2 separate regions of the Homo sapiens genome follow, and region 2 is linked to region 1. The links are chromatin contacts, found by Hi-C or POLR2A ChIA-PET in ENCODE. All regions are on one chromosome and are shown on one strand. Each heading gives the region's core, a stretch centred on a gene start or an enhancer-like site at or near the end of the contact. The rest is flanking DNA. Distances are from core to core; before and after follow the strand shown. Region 1 has its middle 34 kb from the start of ALG10B. Region 2 has its middle 70 kb from the start of ALG10B.

Region 1 (2,868 bases), core at 40-2,539:
CTGTAAGGGAGGTAGTGTTAGGCAAATTTTATAGATAGCAAAATGGAACCACAGAACTAACACACATAAGATCACTTTGTCAGCTAGCAAACAGGATGCCATGATATGAGCTCAGGAGTCTTTGACCACCACCAGCCTTCTCTTTCTGCACCCCCATGCTGCTTCGTGGGATCTAAAGCGCAACTTAAATGCATGTCCCTGCAAGGAATTCCAGAGGAAGAGAGGTTCCTATCCCAAATATAGGTAAATCTCCTAGATGGTTCTGGTTCTTTGTTTTCTTTCCACTAATCAATATGCAAGAAAGACTTATTTGGATCTATTTGTTTATTAATTCATTCAATAGATTTTTTGAGTGTCATTGCATAAACGTACTATTTGCATTTAAAATTCAGAATGCAGCCATGGTAAATAGTATGAACTATTTTCTTTCAAGGAATTGAGAGTGGTTTTGTTTTTAGTATATTGTCTGGAAATCCTAGCCGTATAATCCACTTTACCAAAAGTTACATGGAAGGATATAAAACTATTATAGATTAAAAGTCTTCCTGTCAGTTGGCTGAAAATTATCTGTAACATTTAATATGTGACTCTGTTTGGAAAAAAATATAGCCAACCACCTTTTTAATCCTCTTTTCGATGTTTTGGGAAACATAAAGTTGGGATCTTTTCATTCATTTGCAAAATAAAACAGTATTTTTTAAGGCATTGATTTATATTTCATTTAAGGCATTGAATTGTTTTATTATTGAGCCTGTCTCTGAACTCTGAGAAATTCCAAGGGAAAGAATTAAAGATCTTCAATTCAGTCTTGCCTAAATCTACTATTTTCAACCAACTTTTTTTCTGCTGTGCTTTCTTGCGTATTTTCTTAATGGATAGATAGGACAATGGTACAGCAGAAATAATGAATGTTTATCTACCACTTCCATTAAATATGTCAATGCTTTTATGAAAGGAAATCTATGGTTACTTAAGCCAATGCCTGCACTTAGTACTCAGCCATAACCGTTCTCATACCTGGAATCTAAAGAGGTAGCATCAGTAATCTGTACACACTAAGTACTTAATATTGCTCAGTGGAAAGAGAAATGCTGTTATATATTACTCTACATTTTTCATAGTCTTTATAATGTTTTATATCCAAATGTATCATTATGTAGTTTCACTGATCAGTAAGAGAGCTAGATCGTGTAAGCTTTATAAGAACGTTGGCTTTTACTCAAAGGGGATGAGAAACTATCAGGGGATTTTGAGTAGGGATGACATCATCTGGCCTTTGTTTTTTAACAGAACAAATCTGGCTGCTGTTATGAGTGTAGACCAAAGGCTGGATGGATAGAAATGAGGAAATGAGATAGGAGGCAGAGCAGTAATTTTGGTGGCAGGTCATAGTGCCTTTGTATAGGGTAACAGAATATGCTAGAGCCTAGAATACAGGCATCAAGCTGTTATGAGCTTGGCATTTTTACCACTGTATCCCCAGGGTGTGGAATCATTTCTGGAGTATAGCAGGAGCTCAGTAATTCTTGCTGCATGCATGAATGGATGGATAGACTGACAGTTTTTCACACTTATGTCTTCTCCCCATCTGTTTATTACTTAAGTTTTAACATCTAAGCTACTTGCCTCATCCTCACAGTTTTTAAACTAAAGCAAAAGTGAAACAAAAGCAAAACAGCCAAGTTTCTTCTAAATTTAATTGAATTCAACAAGTCTTTTTTTAAAGCACTTTTATGTGGTTTCTTTGGGCTATTAAGGATATCAAATGCCAACAGAATGTTCTAAGACTGTTAGATGAGATTGTTGCTTAGGGTCACAGCTATGCCACAGCACCACAATTTACTTTAAAATTAAGATTGCTACATAGTTTTAATTTCCTCCTCAGAAGGGCAATAACCTTTCAATGAATCAGACTCGGCTTTTTCTGCTTACTATAAATGGGACCATGTGACCATTACATTACAAAGTGCATAAATGGCAGGCTATATTAGAAAAGTTTGGGGACAAGGAGCACAAGAATGTATTGGGCACATAACCTTTTTGTGTGATAAAGAAGATAAATAAGAAGACATGCAAACAGATGTGTTGATACATATAAAGAAACACTGAATAGATATAGAAGCAACTAAAAAGGCTGATTGCAAGGCTCAGGAGATAAATTGGATGGACAGGGCAAACTTTTTGTTTTCAATTTTTTTTTTATACTTTAAGTTCTAGGGTACATGTGCACAATGTGCAGGTTTGTTACATATGTATAGATGTGCCATGTTGGTGTGCTGCACCCATTAACTCCTCATTTACATTAGGTATATCTCCTAATGCTTTCCCTCCCCACTCCCCAAACCCCATGACAGGCCCCAGTGTGTGATGTTCCCTTTCCTGTGTCTAAGTGTTCTCATTGTTCATTTCCCACCTATGAGTGAGAACATGCGGTGTTTGGTTTTTTTTCTTGGGATAGTTTGCTGAGAATGATGGTTTCCAGCTTAATCCATGTCCCTACAAAGGACATGAACTCATCCTTTTTTACGGCTGTATAGTATTCCATGGTGTATATGTGTCACATTTTCTTTTTTTTTTTTTTTGTATTTCCACTGTTTTATTTTAAAAAATGAGTAATTTATTATAAGTATATTTAGGTATCACTGTTTTGTCTAATCTTTTATTTTATTTTATTATTATTATACTTTAAGTTTTAGGGTACATGTGCACAATGTGCAGGTTAGTTACATATGTATACCTGCGCCATGCTGGTGTGCTGCACCCATTAACTCATCATTTAGCATTAGGTATATCTCCTAAAGCTATCCCTCCCCCCTCCCCCCACCCCACAACAGTCCCCAGAGTGTGATGTTCCCCTTCCTGTGTCCA
Region 2 (3,134 bases), core at 29-2,528, 36 kb after region 1:
TGGCCACCCTCCTGAGGGATCCCTGTGATGCCAGGCAGTATTGGGCTGCTTGGGGACCCAGTGAGATCCTAGGGCCTCTCCACTGCCTCCTCCACCCCACCCTGTATTTTGCTTGGCTTTGATCTCTAACTTGACTGAGCTCCAGGTAAAGTCGGGAATTTCTCCTACAAGCAGACCTTCAAGTTCTGCAGTGGGGGTGTGTGTTTGTGCAGGAGTGTCTCCCTTTCCCACTTTTGCAATTGGGGCACTCACAGTATTTGAGATGTCTCCCAGGTCCTGGAGGAGCAGTCTGCTTCCTTCAGAGGGTTTATGGGTCCTCTTAAGATTGCTGTTTTGTTCTTGCAGGTGATCTGGATTATGCAAGAACAAAATGCATGCTGCTCTGTCTGGAGCTGCAGTCTAGCCCTGCCTCTCGTCCACCATGATCCCTCAAGCCTCCCAGCATGGAATTATACTTTATATCATACACAAAATTAATTCAAAATGAATCAAAGACCAAAATTTAGGAGCTATAATTATTAAGCTATTAGACAAAAAATAGGTATAAATCTCCATGAACTTGGGTTAGTCAATGTTTCCTTAGATATGACACCAAACGTGAAAGCAACACAATAAAAAAATTAGATAAATTGGGCACCATGAAAATTAACATTTTTGTGCACAAAAGATAACATCAAGAAAATCAAATGACTATCCACAAGATGAAAGAAATTTTTGGCAAATCCTATCTCTGACAAGGAATGCTTACAACTTAAGAAGAAAAAGACATAAAAGCCAAATTGTAAAAGGGCAAAGGGTCTTTATAGAAATTTCTCCAAAGAATGTATGCCAGTGTCCAATGAACACAGGAAAAGATGGTCAACACCATTAGTCATCAGAAAAATGTAAATAAAAACTACAAGATATTACTTCACACTACTATGTCTTCAGTCAAGAGACAGATAATAGGAGTTGGCAAGCATGTAGTGACGTTGGAACCATTATACACTACTAGTAAGAATGTAAAATGGTACTACTTTAAAAAACAATCTGACAGTTTCTCAAAAGGTTAAACATAGAATTACCATATGACTCAGTATTTCCATCTCTCGGTATCTATCCAAGAGAAATGAAAACCTATGTCCACACAAAAACTTGTACATGAATATTCATAGCAGCATTATGCAAAAAAAGTGAAAAAACTAAATGTCTATCAATTGATTAAAGAAATAGATAAATAAAATGTGGTAAGTCTATACCATGGGATGTTATTGGGCAATAAAAAGAATAACAAAGGGACTTCCAGTTTCTGTTTCCATTTGAAAGGAACTGAAAGTTGTCACTCTGTTTTAACAAGTAAAAAGTTGGAAAAAAAAAAAACTGAAAAATCAACTCTGCTTAGATCCATAAGAGAAGTGAGGTGGCAGGGCAAACCACTGCGCCCAAAATTCAGGCAGGATTACTAATGGGTCAGCACCTTCAGGAATGAACGTGTGGATCACCCTGTCATGCATAGAATCACACCAACTGAGGTCCTTGCAGAGAGCAAAGGGAATATGGAATAGGTAGCAGAAAAGGGTAGTTAGAAATACCAACTGTGACTATATGACCATGTACAGAAATAAGTACTCTCGTATTTATCAGCATTTCTTTCTTATTTTGTTATGAATATGTTTGTGTATATTAACTATTTTTCTTTTCTTACTTATCATCTAATGTAATACATAGTAATAATGATTTACTTTATATCACAGCATTTAAGTTAAAGGATATCAAAGGAGAAGAAGGAATATCATGTACTTTGCATCCCCTTTGGGAAGGGATTAACATGTTTTAGGTTGTATTCGAGATAGTTGTGTTATGTGAAAGTATGACTTTATTATTGTCTTATTTGGATATTAAGATTTAAGGAAATGTGTAGGGTGCCAAGTTGACAATGGGGGGACAGTGATACTCACCTTTATGTGCCAACTTGATTGGACTGTTGACTTTATCTGTCAACGGTCCTCAGTTATTTTATCAAACATTAATGTAGGTGCTTCTGTGAAGATATTTTGGAGATGTGATTAAAGTCTTATCTATAAGGAGGGCAATTTTTTCTAGATAATCTGGTTGGACCTGATTTAATTGGTTGAAAGATCTTAAAAACAAAGGTAAGGGTTTCTAGAAGTAAAAATTCCACCTGTGGACAGCAGCTTCAGCCTACCCTTGAGAGTTCTAGCCTGCCCTGTGGATTTTAGACTTTGAGCTAGCCAGCTTACACAATCATGTTAACTAATTCCTTGCAATGAATAATATATATTCCCCACTGTTTTTATTTGCCTGGTTGGACACTGACTACTACACACATTGGTAACAAAAGCAGTTGAAAAGGACAGATTTTGGTATGCTAAATAATGACTCCACCTTCCCCCAAGATGTCCATATCCTTATCTTTGTATTGATAGTGAGGAAACTTATATGTATGTGTGTACTCACATACACATACATGTACATATGTATATGTCACATCTCCAAAATATCTTCATAGTAGCACCTACATTAATGATTGATCAAATAATTGAGGACTGTAACCCAGTCAAGTTGACACATAAAGAAAGACTATCACTGTACATGTATCACATGTACATACATATATGTGTGTGTATATATGTATATATGTATGTATATGTGTGTGTATATATACATATGCAATTTACATATGTGTATATATAGATGTGTATGTGTGTGTATATATATATGCAAGTAAATTCATATATATATATATTATTATTTTGAGCATCCCCATGCAAGTAAATTGGAAAGCCTAAATGAAACACAAACTTTCTTAGGAAAATACAGGTTACCAAAATTGAAAGCATATAAAAGATCAACTCTCACAGATGAAGCAAAAAATTTCAACAAGGATCCAACTAACAGAAAAGCACAGGCCCATTTGGAGTCAAGATAAATTAAAACTTTTTGAGGTCAGACATTTCAAATGCTCAATAAATTTTTTCAGAGTATTAAGAAAAAGAAAACTACAATTATTTTTATGAAGCTAGAACAATGTTGATTCCCAAACCTGACAAAGATAGCACAAAAACAAAAGAAAATTACAGAACAGTATTGCTTATGATATTGAGGAAGTAATCCTAAGTCAATTTTGTCTATTT

What was found. Hi-C counts contacts between places; a loop is a spot of excess contacts on that map. ChIA-PET counts read pairs that join two places held with the same protein, here RNA polymerase II (POLR2A). Pooled maps may share reads with other maps.
Region 2: a map with no recorded cell type shows a loop between it and region 1 (4-fold over the local background). The contact joins two enhancer-like sites. A Hi-C loop is called at or near these places in 1 of 168 maps with a recorded cell type or tissue (naive thymus-derived CD4-positive, alpha-beta T cell), 5 of 37 single-sample maps with no recorded cell type and 3 of 50 pooled maps. POLR2A ChIA-PET finds 5 or more read pairs at or near these places in 1 of 52 experiments (PC-9).

Annotation. Positions count from the first base shown.
Region 1 is chr12:38,349,527-38,352,394 of GRCh38, forward strand. No RefSeq gene overlaps it. Among named protein-coding and RNA genes, the nearest start is that of ALG10B, 34 kb to the left of the region's middle. RefSeq lists an enhancer at 1,224-1,303. Within about 2 kb of position 1,290, at least 2 of the 41 ENCODE cell types and tissues checked have a DNase peak (open chromatin) inside an H3K27ac peak, as active enhancers do.
Region 2 is chr12:38,385,478-38,388,611 of GRCh38, forward strand. No RefSeq gene overlaps it. Among named protein-coding and RNA genes, the nearest start is that of ALG10B, 70 kb to the left of the region's middle. RefSeq lists an enhancer at 1-432. Within about 2 kb of position 1,279, at least 3 of the 41 ENCODE cell types and tissues checked have a DNase peak (open chromatin) inside an H3K27ac peak, as active enhancers do.